Regions from separate parts of the Homo sapiens genome. Here region 1 is linked to region 2. Evidence: read pairs that join two places in POLR2A ChIA-PET (ENCODE). Cell type or tissue: OCI-LY7. All regions are shown on one strand. Each heading gives the region's core, and the rest is flanking DNA. Links, peaks and the distances in the headings are about the cores only. Region 1 has its middle 120 kb from the start of LINC01206. Region 2 overlaps SOX2-OT (SOX2 overlapping transcript).

The links. ChIA-PET counts read pairs that join two places held together with the same protein. Peaks named below come from ENCODE experiments on the same cell type or tissue, not always from the same donor. Only the 100,000 strongest peaks of a DNase experiment are listed, where the experiment ranks them.
Region 1: POLR2A ChIA-PET joins it to region 2 with 5 read pairs; 3 of 35 experiments call an interaction of 5 or more read pairs at or near these places.

The regions. Positions count from the first base shown.
Region 1 is chr3:181,829,545-181,839,994 of GRCh38, forward strand. No RefSeq gene overlaps it. Among named protein-coding and RNA genes, the nearest start is that of LINC01206, 120 kb to the right of the region's middle. In OCI-LY7, for the core only: CTCF peaks have their summits at 4,274 and 4,473; no DNase peak of the experiment used is centred there.
Region 2 is chr3:181,717,318-181,727,767 of GRCh38, forward strand. The region is part of intron 6 of SOX2-OT (SOX2 overlapping transcript); the gene reads left to right. Among named protein-coding and RNA genes, the nearest start is that of SOX2, 11 kb to the left of the region's middle. RefSeq lists an enhancer at 10,271-10,450. In OCI-LY7, for the core only: no CTCF peak of the experiment used is centred there; a DNase peak (open chromatin) is centred at 4,981.

The DNA of each region.
Region 1 (10,450 bases), core at 2,568-7,567, 110 kb after region 2:
GCCTGGGCAACATAGTGGGGACTATGTCTCTACTTCTATTAAAAAATATATATGTATAATATATATATTTATTTACATATATAGATATATATATCTCTTGCAGGGATATATATATTTATATATATAAATATATATATAATATGTAAATAAATATATATTATACATATAAATATATATAATATGTAAATAAATATATATTTTATATATATATATATATAGAGAGAGAGAGAGGCCTAGTGTGGTTGCTCACGCTTGTAATCCCAGCACTTTGGGAGGCTGTGGGCAGATCACGAGGTCAGGAGATCGAGACCATCTTGGCCAACATGGTGAAGCACCATCTCTACTAAAAATACAAAAAGTTAGCTGGCCGTGGTGGTGCACACCTGTAATCCCAGCTATTCAGGAGGCTGAGGCAGGAGAATCACTTGAATCCAGGAGATGGAGGTTGCAGTGAGCCAAGACTGCGCCACTGCATTCTAGCCTGGTGACAGAGCAAGATTCCCTCTTAAAAAAAGTAAATAAATAAAAATAAAAAATATAAATAAATAAAAGGAAAAAGAAGAAAATGTATTGTGCTATCGTTGGGTGAAGTGGTCTATGTCAATTAGATCTTGCTGGCTAATGGTATTGGTGAGGTCTTCTATATGCGTGCTGATTTTCAGTCTATTGTTCTATCATTCATTGAGAGAGTGGTGTTGAAATCTCCTATTATAATTATGAATTTGTCTATTGCTCCTTTCAGTTCTATCAGTTTTGTTTTACATATTTTCCAGCTTTGTTGTTTGGTGCACACATATTAATAGTTAGAATTGCTATCTGTTCTTGATTGACCCTTTTATTATTATATTGTACTTCTCTGTCTCTAGTATCCTCTTTGCTCTGAAGTCTACTTTATCTAATATTAATATAACTATTCTGGCTTTCCTTTGCTTCACATTTGCATGGTATATCTTTTCCACCCTTTTACTTTCAATCTGCCTGTATCATTAGACTTGAAGTGAGTTTCTTGTAGACAGCATATAGTTAGATTTTGCTTTTAATCCACCCTGCCAATCTCCATTTTATTTTCTTTAAAAACATTTTTTTTTAAACAACAACAAAAAATAGATGCAGAGTCTCACTATGTTGGCCAGGGTGGTCTTGAACTCCTGGCCTCAAGCAGTCCTCCCACTTTGGCCTCCCAAAATGCTCGGATTACAGGCATGAGCCGCTATGCCTGGCCCCAATCTCTGTTTTCTAACTGGTGTATTTAAAGCATTTACATTTAATGTATTTATTTATATATAATGGCACTTAATTTATATATAATGGCACTATGTTTTTTTTTTTCCTGTTTTTCATTACCTGCTTTCTGTTTTCTGCCTTCCTATGGATTATTTGAATATTTTTAGAATTCCATTTTGATTTAGCTATAGTGTTTCTGAGTGTATCTGTTTCTATAGCTTTTTAAAATGCTGGCCATATATAACATAATTTAGAAAATTCAAGAGGAAAATAAAAGCCTATTGATTTTACCCATATTTTTGGTTATTATGTTCTTCCTTCCTTCTTGATATCCCAAGATTTCTTCTTTTTTAATGCTTTTTCTGTTTATTTATTAACTGTAGATAAAGGCTAGTCTCAAACTCCTGGCTTCAAGCAATCTTTCTACCTTGGCCTTCCAAAGCACTGGGATTACAAGTGTGAGCCACCATGCCCAACCTTCCTTTCTGTTTAGAGGACTTTCATTAGATACCTTTATATTTTTTTGGAGACAGGGTCTTGCTCTGCTGCCCAGGCTGGAGTACAGTGGCACAATCATGGCTCCCCATAGCCTCAGCCTCCTGGGCTCAAGTGATTTTCCTGTCACAGCCTCCAAAGTAGCTGGAACTACAGGTGCACAACACCATGCCCAGATAATTTTTTTTTTTTTTTTTTTTTTTTTTGTGACAGAGTCTTGCTTTGTCCCCCAGGCCAGAGTGCAGTGGCACAATCTCAGCTCACTGCAAGCTCTGCCTCCCAGGTTCATGCCATTCTCCTGCCTCAGCCTCCCGAGTAGCTGGGACTACAGGCACCCACCACCACGCCCAGCTAATTTTTTGTATTTTTAGTAGAGATGGGGTTTCACCGTGTTAGCCAGGATGGTCTTGATCTCCTGATCTGGTGATCCATCCTCCTCGGCCTCCCAAAGTGCTGGGATTACAGGCATGAGCTACCACACCCTGCCATGCCCAGATAATTTTTAAATTTTTTTTGTAAGGCTGGTCATGGTGGCTCACGCCTGTAAACCCAACACTTTGGGAGGCTGAGGCAGGTGGATCACTTGAGGTCAGAAATTCAAGACCAGCCTGGCAAACATGGTGAAACCCCATTTCTACTAAAAATATACAAAAATTAGCTGGGTGTGGTGGCAGATGCCTGTAATCCCAGCTCCTTGGGAGGCTGAGGCAGGAGGATCACTTGAACCCAGGAGATGGAGGTTGCAGTGAGCCAAGATCACACCACTGTACTCCAGCCTGGGTGACAGAGTATCTGTCTCAAAAATACGTATATGTAAATATATATGTATATATTTATGTGTCCATATATGTATTTATATATTTATTTATTGTAGAGATGGAGTCTCGCTATGTCACCCAGGCTGGTCTTGAATTCCTGAGCTCAAGTTATCCTCCCATCTCAACCTCTCAAAGTGTTGGGATTACAGGCAGGAGCCACCAAAACTGGCCAGATCTTCTTTAAAGTAGATCTGCTAACAATAAATTCTCATAGTTTACCTTCTTCTGAGAATATTTTGATTTCTTCATTTCTGAAGAATATTTTTCACCAAGTATAGGGTTCTGGTATTTTTTTTTTCCAGTCTCAAGGCAGGAAAAAATCTTTCCCTGCTCAAAGACAGTCAGCTTTATTTACTATTTTAAATGATAAAATTAAATAGTATAGGGTTCTATATTGACAATTATTTTCTCTTGGTACCTAAAAAATATTGAGTCACTTTTTCTGGTCTGCATGGTTTCTAATGAGAAATCTGCTGTCATTCTGATGCTTTTTATTTATAAGTAAGGTATTATTTTTTCTCTAGATGCTATAAAGGTGTTTTTCAGTGGGGCTTACACCTGTAACCCCAGTATTCTGGGAGGCTGAGGCAAAAGGGTCACTTGAGTTCAGTAGTTTGACACTAGCCTGGGCAACATAGTGAGACCCTGTCTCCACAAAAAATTTAAAAAGTAGCTGGACATGGTGGTGCATGCCTGTAATCCCAGCTACTCAAGAGGCTGAGGTGGGAGGATCACTTGAGCCCGGGAGATTGATGCTTATGGTTTGCTCAGCTTGTTGAGCCCTTACGTTTATGTCTGCTTTCAAATTAGGGACTTTTTAGCCCTGCCCTCTTCCTGCCCGCCTTCTGAGATTTCAGTGACACAAATAGTAGACATTTTGGTGTAGTACCAAAGATCCCTGAGGGTCTGTCTCTTTTTTTTGGTCTATTTTTTTTTTTTCTCTTTACTGTTCAGACTGGGTAATTCTTGTTGGTCTATCTTTCAGCTTAGTGATGATTTCACCTGTCCCTCTCATTCTGCTGTTATGTCCATTCTCTAGGTTTTTTACTTTGGTTTTTGTATTTTAAAGTACTAAAATGTTTCTTTCACTCTTTTATCGTTTTGTTTGTTTGTTTGTGTTTTTTTTTGCTCAGGCTTGCTTTCTTTTATTTGTTTTTGTTTGAAGCATGTTTGTAGTTGTTGCTCACTGAAGCTTTTATTTATTTATTTATTTATTTATTTCGAGATTGAGTCTCACTCTGTTGCCCAGGCTGGAATGCAATGGCGCGATCTCGATTCACTACAACCTCCGCTTCTTGGGTTCAAGCGATTCTCCTGCCTCAGCTTCCTGAGTTGCTGGGATTACAGGTGTGCACACCACGCCCAGCTAATTTTTGTATTTTTAGTAGAGATGGGGTTTCGGCATGTTGGCCAGGCTGGTCTCAAATTCCTGAGCTCAGGTGATCTGCCCACCTAGGTGTCCCAAAGTGCTGGGATTACAGGGGTGAGCCACTGCGCCCGGCCTCACTGAAGCATCTTTACCGTGGCTGCTTTAAAATCTTTGTCTCTGTTACCTTGTAGACATAATTCTAATGTCTCTGTTATCTTGGAATTGGAATCTACGGATTGTCTTTTTTTCTTTTGAAATCTTCCTGGTTCCTGAGGAGATGAGTGATTTTTCATTGAAAATCAGATATTTTCATATTATGTTTTGAAACTCTGCATCTTATTTAAAAATTCTGTTTTAGTTGGCTTTCTCTGACATCTCTCTTGCTAGGGAAGGAAGAGCGCCACCTCATCATTGCCATCTTGACACAGAAATACAGCTTAACTATTAAGCTTCTGTTTATACCTGAGATGGGGGTGCTCCTTGTTACTAATAAAAAGGAAGTTCCAGCTCCCGGCATGTCTCCACTGACACTGCAGTGGCCTTGTTACCACTGGTGCTGGTGACATCATGACTGTCCACTAGGCTCCCCTCGACCCTATTCAGTGGCGATGGGAAGGAATGCATATTACTGCCAGGAGGGGGTAAAAGTCTAGAATCCTTAGATATCTCTACTGAAAACTGGAGTGGGAGTAGAGTCACGTTACTGGCCAGTAGGGATGACAATCCTAGCTCTCTGTTTGGCCTTCTCTGACACCATCCCAGTGTGGGTGCTGTGTCACTTCCCACAGCCTCACAAGGGTGAAATTCTAGGTCCCTACTTGGCCTTTGCTGGCCTGTGTGGAGGTGGTGCCATAGTTTTTCTGTGGTGTTTGGCTGCGGTGAAGCAGTTATTATCTAAAACTTCTCTGTTTTCCTAGGCTGCCCCTTTCCTGGTTCTTCGGCAAGAGAGAGCAGGTTTTTGTTGGGGTGGTTTTGTCTGCACTTATTAGCATTTCTGGGTTGCCAGCTCGCTCAGCTCTGAGTCTGAGATATATGAGGCAAAAAGAAAACCCAGGAAATTCACTACTGTGTTTTCCTTTGGGCCCCAAGTTTTCTTTTCTTTTCTTTTCTTTTTTTTTTTTTTTTTTTTTGAGACGGAGTCTGGCTCTGTTGCCCAGGCTGGAGTGCAGTGGCAAGATGTTGGCTCACGGCAAGCTGCACCTCCTAGGTTCACACCATTCTCCTGCCTCCGCCTCCCGAGTAGCTGGGACCACAGGCACGGACCACCACGCCCAGCTAATTTTTTGTATTTTTAGTAGAGACAGGGTTTCACTGTGTTAACCAGGATGGTCTCCATCTCCTGACCTCGTGATCCACCCACCTTGGCCTCCCAAAGTGCTGGGATTACAGGCCTGAGCCACCGCGCCCGGCGGGCCCCAGGTTTTCTAGCCGGCATGGCTTTTCTCTTCATCTTTCTGAGCTAAGCCTTGATATATGTGTGTGTGTGTGTGTGTGTGTGTGTGTATATTTCTTATCAATATATTTTACATATAATATCAATGTAAATATATATGTAATATCTACATATATCTATACATTAGATATATCTATATATTATATATAGATATATTTATATATAAAATGTCCAAAGTTTTTCATTGTACTTAGCAGGAGTAATAAGAAAAAGTAAGTCTATTTCATTTCTCAGAAGTGGGAAATTTTATTTTTTAAAAGATTTGACATTTTGTCAATAAAAATAATTCAGTATAAAGGGGAAACATTACAACACAGAATGGTGAGACAGAAAGCAAGGTCCTTGAGTTGGTGAGATGACACATGGAGGGGCTGGTTCTCTGATAGAATCAGGGACACCTCTTTCATTGGCACAAAAGGGAAGGTAGAGGGACGTATATTGCAGACAGGTCTAGAGAGTCAGGGTTGAGTAGACGAGGGGATTCTTCTACAATAGACCAGTGCTGTTCAATAGAAATTTCTGAGATGGTGAAAATGTCCTATATCTACACAGTCCAGTATGATAGTAAGGGGAGATGTGGCTGTTTAACATTTGCAATGCGGTTAGTGCAACTCAGGCACTGAATTTTTAATTTAAATTAATTTAAATTTAAATAGCTACATGTGGCTAGTAGCTACCATTGGACAGTATAGCTCTAGATGAAAGATGAGGTAGATTCATTGGTTGAAAGTGAAGCTGAGAGGTGAGAATGTAGGGATAAGTTGGAGGTTACAGAAGAGATGAAAAGATGTAAGACAGTCCTCTTGATGTGTGATCATGACTGGTCAACACAGTGGTGTGATTTTCTCCAGCAAATACAGTTGCAGAAAAATCATATTATAAAAACATTGGCTGGGTGCGGTGGCTCATGCCTGTCATCCCAGCACTTTGGGAGGCTGAGGCAGGTAGATTGCTTGAGCCCAGGAGTTCGAGACCCTGTCTCTACAAAAAATACAAAAATTAGCTGCATGTGCACTTCTAGTCCCAGCTTCTTAGGAAACCGGGGTGGGAGGATCGCTTGAGCCTCGGAGGCAGAGGTTGCAGTGAGTTGAGATCAGCCACTGCACTGCAGCCTGGGTGACAGAGTGAGACTGTCTCAAAAAAAAATAAATAAAATCCCTCCCCCCCACCACATACACATTTTGACACCAGAGTTGAACAAACCCCCATTCTCCTCTAGTTTTCCAGGGAGGAAACAGATGGCCATGAAAATAAATAACTGAAGTTACTGGCCCAAGGTGACTACTACCTGGCATAACCAGGTCCTTAAGTGTTTCATTCCCTCAAATTAGTACCCTTTCCTTCATTTTTCTGCCTCCTCTTGCACCCTCTATTTGAATAATTTAATACCTATGGGCAAATGTTTTAGTACTCTCTAAAATCAGACCTGGAATCCAGACTGATCTCAGGAAAGGTGTGACCTCCAATATTACTTATGTATAAAATATGAGCAAATATTTTGCCGCCTTTTGTATTTAATCATTTTTCTTTGGCTTCTTTTGTCCCCTATGCAGTCTCAATACCTTCACAGAGGTGAAGAAGCAGCAACCAAATGAATTAGACAGCAACATGATTCCTAGAGAATGGCAAGACCAATTCTTCAACTACTTCTTCAGCATTTCTGAAACATATGGAAGATGGCCCATTGTGCTCTCTTAATTCTTTGATAATCTGGACATTGACTTTTCCATTATATGACCTGGGCTTGTGGGCATCATGTCATAATGCACCTGTTCAGACATCTCCCTGTACCAATATGGATCACTTGAAGAGACTCCTTTGCCCCCATCAAAAAGGATACAGTTGTGTATCTCTTCCATTTTTGTTTACAGTGCCTAAAATTATTTGAGCAGTTTTTCACCTCTTCTCTGATAAACACCTTATTAGTCCTTAAAAAGAAAAGAAAAAAGGAAAATAAAACTTTTATTGAGATCCTAACATGTGGCAAATGCAATCATATAAATAATTTATTTATTCAACAAATAGTATATGCACAACCCAATGAAATAAATGAAGGATACATAGATGATGAGGACAAAGTTCATGCTTAAAAGAAGCTCTTAGTCTACTGAGAGAGACAGATAATGTCTAAGGATAAATTGCAGCATAAATAAATCCAACCCTGGGAGGTAACTATTTTTATTCTTGTTTTACAGATTCAGAAACAGGCCACTAAAGGTTAAGTGATGAATTCATGATCACACAGCCAGACACAGGATTTCAACTCAGATTCAAATACCGCCAGAACACCTCCCATTGGGGAAAAAAACCTGCCAGTAAACTACATTTAAAATTTTATTTTGAATGTCAAGCTTAAAAGGTAAGATATAATTAACATATATCACTAAAACATTTTTTTAATGCTCTGAAATATTACCAGGAAAAGTCATCAACTTTGATTCTATCTTTTTTTTTTTTTTTTTTTTGAGATGGAGTTTCACTCTGTTGCCCAGGCTGGCATGCAATGGCACAATCTTGGCTTACTGCAACCTCCACCTCCTGGGTTCAAGCGATTCTCCTGCCTCAGCCTCCCGAGTAGCTGGGATTACAGGCATGTGCCACCACGCCTTGCTATATTGTTTTTTTTTTTTTTTTTTTTTTTTTTGAGACAGAGTCTCGCTCTGTTGCCCAGGCTGGAGTGCAATTGCAAGGTCTTGGCTCATTGCAACCTCTGCTTCCCGGGTTCAAGCGATTCTCCTGCCTCAGCCTCCCAAGTAGCTGGGACTACAGGTGCATGCCACCATGCCTGGCTAATTTTTTTGTATTTTTAGTAGTGATGGGCTTTCACCATATTGGCCAGGCTGTTCTTGAACTCCTTACCTCAAATGATCTGCCCGCCTCGGCCTCCCAAAGTGCTGGGATTACAAGCGTGAGCCACTGTGCCTTGCCGACTCTATCAATCTTTAAAAGACATAGAAATGTAGTCTTGGAAAATGAGCCCTGGAACTGAATCAAGGACAAAGTCACTGAAAATAACTCCTGGCTTCTTGACATTCTAGCTGTGTGAACATGGACTTGTAACTTAATGTCCTCTAAACTTCAGATTTCACATACTTAAGGTGAAGATAAATAATACTTATTTCCCTGGGTGAGGATTATACAAGATATGTCTAGGGATGCAGTAGACATACATTCAATGTCAGCTGACTTTGAATCAAGCAGTGTCATTGTTCTGGTTTTTCCTAGGATTTGATTTTTACAGTATTCAGTTTGTTTACTTGTTGAGAAAAATTAAGGGGGGGCAGAGAAATGAAGCAATGGTTGGAGAGAGAAAGGAGGTGTGTTCACATTGAAGATGAGAGTGTGGATTTATAATCTATAAAACTGAAGTTTTCCTTTGAAAATTGCAAAGTGGACTTTGTAGAGGGTGGAGCTCCATGGCGCTTCACATCCTGGCAGCTGGGAATAACTTCCCAAGGACTTAAAAAATTAACAAATTAAAACCACTGTTACTCCTAACTCAAATTCTAACCAGTGTATCCAACACAGTAATGTGAGGTATTTATGTTTGGAACCACTGGATAGGCTAAAAGTTAACTCAGGCTTAAAACTAGTTGACACAAAGCAATTTTGGCTGAACCAAATTGACCTAACAAAATGCAAAATTGTTCTAACAGCGGGATTGTTCATTTCACTCTGTGGGTCCTGAATGCAGTGGAAATCCCCACACTGTCTAATGACATTTCTAGGTATACTGCTCCCCAAATTAGTGCTTTCCTGAATGATAAGGCAGCACTAGAAAATATCAAATGGCCAACACTAAGAAGCCATTCTCATATTACTGCCTCTAGGGTGATTGCATTTCAAAGATGCCAAGTTATAGCAAAGACACACTTTCAGGATGCCCAAGACTTCTAGACAATTTGAGAACACCAGAGTTGCTACAAAAACTTTACAGGAGGCCACTGATTCTCCATATCTATAGTCATTTGGGCCCAGGTAAGTATGGCCTTGAGCAGAAATGCACCAAATTTGTACTTTCTCTACCCTGGCACCAGGATGCTTTGTGTGCTGGAAAGTTCGCATCCATAGTAATTCCCTGTGTTGGACCTGACCTCTCCATCCCAGTTGACTATGGAAGGAAGCCAAAAAAGAGGGGGGTGTTGATGCATTTATTTGCATTTGCCATTTTTATTTGCCTTAGGAACTTCAGACCGCAGGCCTCCTTAAGCATGAACTGTTTGTTAAAGTCTGGTGTTGCCTTTTGTGGACTGGTCTAGCCAAGAGTTGTTTTAACCCAAATGGGGAGATGGGGGTGGGGCTGGGGTGGGGTAAGACATCTGCAGAGCCCAACAACCGTTACCAAGGCCTACCCTGGCTCTGCCCCTACCTGCCGAACGTTAAACAAAGCCCCTGGGAGAACTCGGGCAAGCTGAACACCTTGGTCAAACACGAAGCAAACCACCACCAGGTGTGCTTGCAGAACAGACTCTCCATCAGCGTCCTGTCATGCAGAAAATGTTTATCCAATTTGTCAAGATAATCTTTCCTCAAATAAGCTTTGGGCCTATTCCTTGGAACAGCCTGAATTTAGTCGGTATAATGTAACTCTATTTTTTTTCACCCATTTTCCTTTAATTGCTGTGTCAACTTTTCCCTGGCTTTAAGCAAACTGAAAGTAATTATATCATTCTTAAGTGAGTAATCTTCTGACTGGGTTAGCTGATTCGTGAGTTACTCTAAAATTCTAAACTGTGCTGTTCTTTTTCAAACACATTTTCTTAGATGTTTCGCAAAGTTTGGCTCATCGATGACCCACGGGTGTGTTTATTCTGTCACGTTTCGTGGCTACGCCGTGACTATATTAGGGCATTTGAAAAGAAGTTAAGTGTAGAAATATGAGAAGGGAGAAAAAGGAAACTTCACCTACTAATTTCAGTATTTCTTGGAAATATTACAGTCATTGTAAATAACTTGCAGCTTCAAGCATGAAGAACGTTTGATTAGTGCTTTGAATCATGGTGTAATATTAGAGGCTGGGCTTGATGGACTTAAAAAGCACTCACTTCTTTCATTTCATAATATAGTTTCCTTGCTATTTGACACCTTGTG
Region 2 (10,450 bases), core at 2,702-7,701:
GCAATACCTTGGATTGAAATACACACGGAGCCCTGGCATTCTAAAGCTGACTTTTTCATAAAACCTTTCCCTGGGCTGGTGGGGGGTGGGGGGCACAGAATTATAGTCTCTTTTTCTGTTTCACTGGCTGTTTTTTTCGGTTTAAAAGAAAAAAAACAGAATACAGTAATTTATCTTAATATCCTCATCATGTGTGGCAAGGTCTTTTAGGGATTTGCAATATGGGGCAAAAGGGGAGGGTGCTCATTTACAACCTTTGCCTTTTCTAAGTAGAGATGTCACAGGATTTCAGAGACTCAGAGAGGCCCTGAATTTAGACAGGATACACATTCCTGTTTGCCAATAAAATGCAAGTTTGAAAGTGGAAGGTTCCATAAGCTGAGTACCCTTAGTTCTAGTAGTCTCGAGTAAATTGGGGTACAAGGTAGTTCCTCCTTCTCTCCCCACCTATTGGTCTGAACACTGCAAGGTGCAGTAGGGGGGCCAGTGTTCCATTTCTGCCATGTCATAGGTTCCTCTGTGGCCCTAGGTAAAATGGTAAGGGAATGATTTTGAGGGTAAGATTCCTCGACAATAATATAAATTGAATGAATAAGAGATAAGCTGCAATGGTGGGGGGGGTGGCGGTGGGAACAGTAATTACAAACCCAATTCATTCAGCTTTTCAGAACTTTTGTTGTGGGAGCTCCATTGACGGGTTTTGAGCTGCCAGTTTTCTCACATTAAAAAGAACTGATCAGCGCCTCAGGGGGACAAGAAATACCGCTTAACTGCATAGTGATGGGGTCTTCATTTAGAACCATTACAAGATGAAAATTAAACAGTGCCTTTGTGTGCATGAGGTTTACTTTTCAACTGCTAACAGTTTATAGCTAACTGCTCTGAGATTGAAGTTTGACTATGGTTTGATCGCCTGCTGATTGACGCTGCTCATTTATTTATTTATTTATTTATCTGTTATAATTAAGAGAACTTTTCATCACCTCACCCCAGTTTCATTTATTGATCTTGGAGAATTTTGAAAAACAGATCCTCATATTTTTCTTTGTGGAAGGAGTTTCCTTTGCCATGAGCTTTAGCAGAGACTTCAGTTCACATTCCCCAACGGACAACCCCCACCCCACACACCCACATTATTCCCTTAAAATAATTTGCATCTCATTCTCTGTTTTTTTTTTCTGCTGCATTTTCTTGCTCTCCAAGCTAGAGTTGCTTTTCGGGCAGCAAGTAGGGTTGGAGATAGGGGTTAATTTATTTTTTTGCTTTGCTTTCTTTTTGTGACCTAAATTGGAAGAGGGCTGGATGGATTTCCTAAGGACTTCACCTATGAGGTGAATCCCTCAAAGAAGGAAGAAGGGGGAGAAACTCTGACCTTTACTGTGAAAATATGGATACAGTCCAAAAGGACATAGTTTCCGGAGTTCTAGAGTAAGAAAAGCTGTGGAAGGAGCTTCCCAAAGACAGGAAAGTTGCCCAAACCAGATAATTAGTTTAGTGTCTTTCATAGTTATTTTCTATTAAAACTTTTCTGGAAACCCGACATCTGTTACCACCAAGAGACACTTGTAACCTCCTCTCTCCCTGCTAACAGTGCTGTCCAGTTTTATGATTCTTGTTTTCAGTTTGTCTATTTTGCTTCTGTGGCCTTTAGAAAATAATGGACTTGACTTTCTTATTTTGACTAAGGGGATTTCTCTTTGGAAGGGTGGAGTATTAAGATAAGTCTAAGATTCTTGTCTGTGGCAGAAAGCTCTCTTTCTCTATTCGGAGTTCAGATGGATTTTATTTTATACTTTGGTATAATGGTGATATTTCTGATTCCTTGAGCACTTTGCTCAGTTTCTCTCCTAAAGCAAATAGAATGTCTTCTCATTTCGGGATGCAAAGATATTTGCTTCACCTAGGCGTTTGAACTTGAGATGCTTGTTCTACTCTGCAAAGAAGTGTCAGGTGATTTGAAAGCTGGAGGTGTCCTTCGTTTTATTACCCTAGTCTGCCTGCGTGTACAGAATGAAGGGTGCACTGTTTTATATAGAGTTCGGCGCTTTGAACTATCATTTGCCTAGCTCTCCCAGCTTCCGCGCGGGCCACGGCTCCGGGCTGTGAGCGCGCCGGCCTCCCGCCGGCTGCCCTGGGGAGCGCGCAGTGCCCAGTGCTGAGAGCCGACGCGCGGGCAAATTGAGGCCGAGCTGACGAGCTCCGGCGGGTGGACCTGACGTCACCGCGGCCCGGGTCACCTCACCCATGGGGCTCCCCAAGAAGGTGCTGTGTGGGGCTCGAGTTCTCTCTGCCCGGGCTCTGCTCAAACGGTCGCATTCCCTCTCCCTCAGGCACCGACCCGCGTCAGACAAGTCTAGAAAGTCTCCCGAGGCGTTGGGGCCCTCACCACTCCAGAGTCCTCTGCCTCCTGCGCCCCAGCCCAAGCCCTCTCCATGTTGACCTCGTGACACGGGAGACGGTGTCTAGGCCCCAGATTCCCACCCACATCAGAGATTGTCTACCCAAGGGGATGTTTGTCCCTGTTTGTGGCCAAATCTCAGTATTAGTGATCTCGCTCGGTTCTTCCCGATTAGAGGCCGAGGATTGGCAGGGCTGGGGGAAGCCCCCGGAGCAATCTGGGATCCCTGGAATATTGGGCCCCTCTGGATTAGAGCAGGTAGGGATGGGAAGATACAGACCCTTCACTTTCCCACTTGTGAGATAGGGATAATATATAGTTACCTCGAAGAAGATGAATACAGAGTGCCTGACAAAACAGGCTTAATTGATAAGCATGACTTTACTTACTGCCCAGCAGAATTAGGGAAGGGAAGCAGTTCTCACGTTAGACTACAGAGAACAATACAGAAACCCCGGTCCTTTCTGGCCTTCCTGGCTCTGGACAGTGAAATTAGTCTTGTTCATACCACCCTTCTTACTTTTCCAGTGCTCTCTCTGACTTAAGATTTGCCTAGGAAGTTATCTTGCAAACTTGCCATCCCTGGGCATCGTCCTGAAGGGAGGGATCCCGGCATTCCGGGCAGGACCCGCCCCCACCCGCAGAAGGCAGAAAAATAATTACTGTATTAAATAAGGAGCGGTGAATTCTTCCCAAGGGTTCTTATCGCTGGCGGCCAGGCCAGAAGCGGGACTGCGCCCCCACCCCCACCTCGTGACGTCAGGGCCTGCAGGGCTCCGGGGATGAAATGATTCGTTTGAGTGTTCCAGAAAGGGCAATCCGAACGCTTACAGGGCGAGGCCAGTGCAGCCCAGCTCCATCACCACTACCAAGCCCCAGTTTGGGAGGCTCCCGAGGCCCCTGGCCGCCCCCCAGACCCCGTCTCCAGAACATAACCACATATACAAGTAACCATAATCCTAAGTACGTATATAGTCACGCGCACAACTCTCGTCACAGGACCGCCCTTCTTCCAAATATATATATGTTATTTAGTTTGTTAGCCACAATTTGTTGTGGGATCTGAATGAGTTGTTTCTGTTGTGTTTGTATGTTTTTGTTTTTAGACGGTCGACAAATTACGACAAATGCCTTTACAAAGCACACCATAGCTTTATTTAACCCGGTGCAAGTTTCAGCGGCGATTTAAGAAATGGACTTAGAAGAGTTTTCTGGCTCTCATATCCAGCCATGGTTAGGACAATTGCTCCAGGCTTACCATTGCTGCACTAGTTCTATTTTCTCTTTCCCCTCTATTCCTAAGAATTTGTATAGCTTTTAAAAATCTTTTTAGAGTCATGTATTGCTGAGAGAATTTCTTAGAACTGTGATTTAAATTGTAGATAAGAGGAAAGATTATCTGGTCAGTGGAATGTGTGTAAGTGGCATAGAAGTATTTGTTAGGGAAAAGCACCTGGGCATTTCTGGATTTCTGGGAGATGCACTTCTCAAGTTTTCTTTCCAACTCTCAAATCAATTTGATTTATTGAATGCCCTTCCAATGGAAAGGATCCTGGAAAGCAGGCCTTATGTTCTGATATTGGTCCAGGATCTCACAGAGTAACGATTAGCCAATATTTTGCATGCAGTCAGTTTAGTATCAGCTCACATCCAGGTCGATTTTATCACACTTAACAGCTCAAATCGGGGTTATTGCATAATATTAGAGTTTAATCAGTCTGGAATACTAAATGGCAAACCTGTCTTCTCCTTCTCAAGGCCCTCCTCCCTTTCTCTATTTCTCCTTCCTCCCACCTCCAAGGAAACTATCTTAAAATCAAGTTTCCCTTTGAGAGTTTGTTTACCCCAACTTCTGTTAAACTAGACTAACACGCTCTCATCAGCTTTCTAAACACTGTCTCATCAGCTTTGTGAAATGGTGCAAAAACATCTTGGAATCCAAGATGGCAAAATAAACTTGAGCATATGGGGGGAAGACTGCCTTGTTAAGAAATTGATTTAAATGTTTAGCTTACACTTCAGCATCAATGCTTCCCTTACTACCCACTCTTACTTCCCTCACTGCCCACTCCTGGTTCTTGGGTACCCCACCTCTATTAGCAAGCTGGTTCCCCCAGCATAAATTATGAATGCATATCAACAGGCTCATCTGCTGTGATAAATCAGAGGCTTTTCTCTTTTGCACATTTCTGCTTTTATTCTCATCGAAATGTCTTTCTGCCCCATGCTAGCAGTGTCTTTCTACAAACTTACTATCCCCGTATAAACTATGGAGATATATTCTCAATTGGAAAAATCAGGTAATTTCAACCGTTCCCCCCACCCCCAGGAAGCCTTACAAGTTAAGGATACAAAATATTTCATGGTTAGTTGTATGAGCTTCCAAATTAGCTGCATATAAAGTATTTAAGATTTTTTTTTTTTTTTTTGGCTGTCACTGGCTGGCAATACTCATTTTGTGTGTGTGTGTGTGTTGGTTTGAAAAGCAGGAAGAAATGTAATGAATTGAGTGCTGTCAGAGATGTCTTCTGTTTGAACAATCTGCGATGGGCTGAATGGCAGGGACTCCCTCATCCAGTGCAGGTGCAGTAGAGCTGGGGAAGGGGGGAGGGGGGCTCCCTCTGTTCAGTCAAAAAGCACCATTCTCCACAATAGACCACACACTGACAGCCAGCGTGACATCAACTCACACTTTCATACTTTTCCCCCCATCCATAGTTCTGAGTTCACAAAGTGGCCATACAGTAGCCTTGGTTAGGTTCCTTTAATGAACATTTTGCGGCTCCTATGACCAACATTGAAATCCGCAGAGCCCTGGGAGGAACAAATAGATTTTTAATCGTGAGTTCCAAACCAGAATGTATAGCTATAGATATTAAAAGTAAGCTGGTCTCCACATCCTCTCCCAATGCCAATGCCCACAGCAACCCCAGATGATGTGAAAACTCTGAGTTAAAAGTTCTTCTAAGACTTATTAGGTTCCAAGACACTGTTTTCCATGTCCTGAGAGAGATCAAACAGGAAAGGAGAGAAGGCACAAATTTTATGTATTTATTTAAAGGTAAGAGCACCTCTAGTATTTTATTATGCTTCATGAGATGGTTAATCCTACAAATTAACAAACATTAATCTTGTGGAGTGGAGTTCTGCCCCCTTTTGAATTGGTTTTACTGGGAAGAGGGGTGTGGAGGAAAACAAGAGGGTTAGGAAAGGCAGCAACTGTTTTAAAACTCTGAACAAAGATGCGACCACCTTTTGGCTGTCCTGCTGCTGCAAGGACTGGACCTTCCAAGAGTTCGTTTTACATTTGTTGAAGCCCAGGCCTTGGTGCCTCAAGTTTTAAATGGAATTACTCAAGGGGGGCACACTACTAGACAAACTATTCTAGCCAATTCCTTCATCCCCGACCCAGTCCCTACTCCTCTCTGCCCCCGCCCACTTCGCCACTTCTTAGTCCCGGATCTGAACATTTTAGCTGAAAGAGGGAGGGGTGAGGAAAGGGCCAGGACAGTTCCCTCAGTGCCACCACTGCGGGCAAGGACAGTTCCCTCAGTGCCACCACTGCGCCTGGAGAGATCCCCGCGGCCCTGCCGCTGGCTGATTCTCCCCTGTGCCTTGACTTGCTGAAACATCTCTCTGGGGAAAATTACTCCCTACTTGCTTACATGTGTGTATTAAAAAACACATGTAGCCATACACATGTTTCATCACGGCAACAAAAAATATCAACATTCTAGCCCCAGGAGCAAAACGTATCAATCATTCGCCTAAATATTGTTCAGTAGATGGGGGCGGGAATAGGTAGACCTCCTAGGAGAGCGGTCACAAGTCCCCTCTCCTCCGCATGGACACCAGGAATGCGGGGTCTGGCGGTGCTGGGCGCAGGGCGAGAAGATTTGATGTGCAGGGTAAGTAAAGGACAAGTTATTTAAAACCTCAACACAGGAAAAGATGGTAAGAGTGCTGTGTAGCCCTTTGCTTGCTTGTGACTACGAGTCGCTAGGTGGCCCGCGTTTAGAGTATGCCTACGGCGCCTACTAACGTCTAGACCTAGGAGAGGCGTCTCCCGCCCCTCGACCCACAGCCAGCCGCCACTTGATAGCTAACGCGTCTTCCGGCCGGTACACACCCACAATTAATCTTTCTTATTAAAGCCTCCATTCTGTACCCATGGGGCGACTCAAACCTATTTAGATTTCCGTGGTTGGCTGCACAAATTTAAGTGGGCAACGAGTTATAAACCTAATAACAGAGGACGAGAGAGGGTGATTTGAGTAGAGAAGACGCAAGATTCACTAGGGTCGTGAAGATGCTGCGGGCCTTGCCCACCACGGCATCTACCTCGGGGTGCACGCCAGGCTCTGAGAAAGGTAGTGAACCTCACAATCACACTCACCACACACAACATGCGTACACACACTTGCACTCCTACCCCCTTTGCTCACAGGTACACTTGTGTGGAAATTGCCTCTTCCGTAGTTCTTATAAACTCCTCCCAGACAGGCAGAATTCTCAGAGCATCGGAACCAGGGAACTTGCAGGGAACCAGGGAAGGTTTGCACTGTTTGGGATTAATTGAGAATAATTAACACTGGAGCCGTTAATCACCACTTTGCTGCTCTCTCCCTCCTTTCGGGTCTGCGGCGTCTGCCTTTTTCGCTCCCGCTGCCGGCGCGGGTGTACTGGTGAAAGTGAAGACGTCGCGGTAGCTGTCACCCAGTTCGGCTGTACTTTTTTAAACGCTCGCATATTGTTTGATTACTAATTCGAGTTAATATGATCTTTATGGCAACATAACAGTGGATAATTGGCCTTTTTTTCTGAACAACAATGTAAATCACAATCGCTTTATTATTTAATAACGTCAAACGCTTCGTTGGATTGGCCCCGACCGAGAAGACCTTTTCTTTCTAGACAGTGTTGTGGAGGAAGAACAATGAAGATCTAATTGTGGAGATTTCATAAGTTGGCTCCCGTAAATGAACAGCTTAGATATGGAAGTTCCAGCAGATGTGGGTACTATTCGCCTCTACAAGCTCTACCCCCCACCCCCATATACGCAGTCCAAACACTCTATTGGAGGGTTTTTTTTTTTTTTTTTTTTTTGTGGTGGTGGTGGTCCTCAGATCCTAGCAACCACCTAAAGTTTCCAGTAGTAATTAGAGCTTTTATCGGGCTTGCTCTTCAGCCCTTTATATTGCCGATTTAGCGTTAAGGCATTAAGTCCACACACCAAATTAGCGCGACTCCCAAATAGCCACAACCACTTATTCTCCCCTTCCCTCATTTTGGTGGTTGGACACCAAGAGCATGGGCCTGGGACTTTTTTTTTTTTTTTTTTTTTTGGTTTTACTTTGTTTTGATTTGATTTTTAAAACCTATTCGCTACCGCACTGTCTTGGAATATACTTGTTTCAGGCAGAGTTTTGCAAGGGACCTGAGCCATTATTTTGCAAACGCCTGGAAGAGCACATGAAACTCAGAGAACTACAATGCAGACGACAACGCCTAGAAGGAATGGGTCCCCGCTGCTCGAATGAAAGATTAATTACATTTGCCCCAAAAGCCCCAATTCTAACGGTCTCTATCGCGGCTTTTGCCGTCACTGAAGGACCGCTGTCTCTGGGGTCTTCAGACATCGGAGTCCTTTGCAAATGAAGAGCCCCCACCATTTGGAATTCGGGTCAAGGAGAAAGACTCTGAGCCTGCAGCAGTTTTTGTTTTTGCGTGTGCCCGCCTCTCCATTTTATTCAACTTCTTCTGCCTGTCGGGAAGCAGAACAATCGCTCCCCACCCACCCCCCTCCGCCCCGTTTCTAAGATAAACAGGAGGTGCAAAATGCTTTGCCTGCACACGCGCCCTCGTGGCCCAGTCTTCCTGCAACCCCCAGCGCACCGGCCATGCATCTGTCTCCCAACCAGACGTGGGAGAAGACATCCCCCCTTCACTCTTCCCACCTGCATTTAAAAACCATCACATTGACTGCTCTAGAGTCAGGTTCACATTTTTGGCCCTCCATGCCACCTTCCAGTTTCTTCCCGGTCCACTCTCTTTCTCAGGACCTAAAAAGTGACGGGGAGAGGGTGAAGAATTGGAGAAAGCAGCGGATTTTCAAAACGTATCCCCCCCGCCCCCCCATCTTTTAAAGTAGTATGTTACCACAAGGAGTGCATTTGGGAAACTTTCCCTAACAGGAGCTGGGCGCAGTGTTATTCTTCTCCATGGGTCTGCTGGCCTCCCCGCCCCCGCTGGACAATGCGTGCTTTGAGACTCGGTGGCCTGCAGGCAGCGGGAGACGAGGGGACTGGGCAGCCTTCCTCCAAGGGGCCCGCAGCTGGGGGAGCGCCAGGCAGGGAGCAGGGACAAGGAGGCGAGCCACGCAGGAAGGAAAACCATAAAAGTGCCATTTTTTCCCTTAGCCCTGCACAGAGGCAGGCTTTGAGGACCTAGGGGCAGGGCAGCTGGGGCGGGGTGGGGTGGGGGTGTTGAGAGGTTTTGCGTGTTCTTTTTACCCCCTTTCCCCCCACTGAAACATTTTATTTCGGCACATAATTATGCACTGCAGATTCTCCAGCCTCCTCGCCCTCAATCTTGGTAACCTGGTCTTTGGTTAATAATATCGCAACTCGGGACTTCAACGCTCAGACCCCCTCCAGGCCCCAGCCTCCGTATTCTCGGAGCCCTCCACTACTGATACCTCTCGCGGAGTGCGGCGCCCCGGGAAAAGCCTCTTGGCCAGGGACTCTGGGACATTACTTTCTAGTTTGTTTTGTTTTTTGTTTTTCTCCCAGAGACCACCACCACCCTCATCCTCTTCAGGCAGCATTTAGGAGAGGACCTCTGAGATCAGCAGAAGGCCTCAGACGGTCACCATATTGGTGGAAGCGTTTGTCTGATGTTTTAAAACGTATACCAAACGGGGCGTCAGGGCCACGTGCTGTGCCTTCGAAACGCCGCCGCGGGCCCTGCCTTTCAGAGCTGCGGCAGCCGGGGCTGGCGTGGAGGGGGCGCTGAAACACCGGCGGGCGTCAGGGGCCAGCGCTGAGCTGCAGATCTGGCCGCAGCGCTGAGTGAAGCGAATTATCTGGAGCGTGTTTGATCTGGGACTGCGTAGTCAGCTTCTGCTTTATTTGTTTGTTTGTAATCTCATATTTAGCAAGCCGGGACGGTGGCAGCAAGGGAGAAAGGACGGGATGGAGGAGGGGGCTTCGCGGTAACCACACCCCTTCCTAATGAGTTAATTTCCATATTTGCGCCTCCCGCATCTAGCGCCCTCTTTTTTTTTTTTTTTTTTTTTTTTTTTTTGCCTGACGCCACTGTGCTGTTGCGTCTTGCGCAGCGCAGACACCTCCACTCTGGATTGAAACGAAAAAGCTCGCGGTAAGAGCAGAAAATTGGTCTATTGATACATTCGCTCCGAGTGTTGATCTTGGCATCACCGATAGCCGGTTAATTCCCCCACCCCGCCCCCGCCAGTGGGTCGCACGCGGATTGCCGAGGGCTTGCAGGCACTCAGGCAGACGCAGACAGAAACCCACATCGACCCCCCCCCTTTCCCCGCCTCCAGCTGTCCGACCCTCAAGTCTCTTTCTTTTTCTTTTTTACCCAACTCCGGATTATTTTCCCCCTCAAGGTGAGGGCAGTGAGAGCAGCGAGGGCACAGTCCGCACAAAAAGGGGGAAAATAATCGCAAACCAAGGAACCAAAAGTGAAAGTTTCAAACTAGATACCAACCCTGATGGAGGTTGGGTGCTGACCCGACTGTGGGTACTTAAGAGAAGGAAGGAGGGAAACTGAGGTGGTGAGATTATGTCCACAGTATGGGTCGGTTAAAAGTTGTAGTAAAGAAGTTTTGGGAGGGCCCTCACTAGAAACTCAAGGCGGGTTTCAGCTGATTTAACCTGGTTTCCTACACATTTTTGCGGTGATTCTGCTCTGGAAATTGGCGAAAGAGACAGACCTTTGCAATTGCTCACCCCTCCCTGCCCCCAACCACCCTGCTTACTTTCGCGAAGCGCATTAGGATGTGGGCTCTGGCTTGAGCTCCAAAAT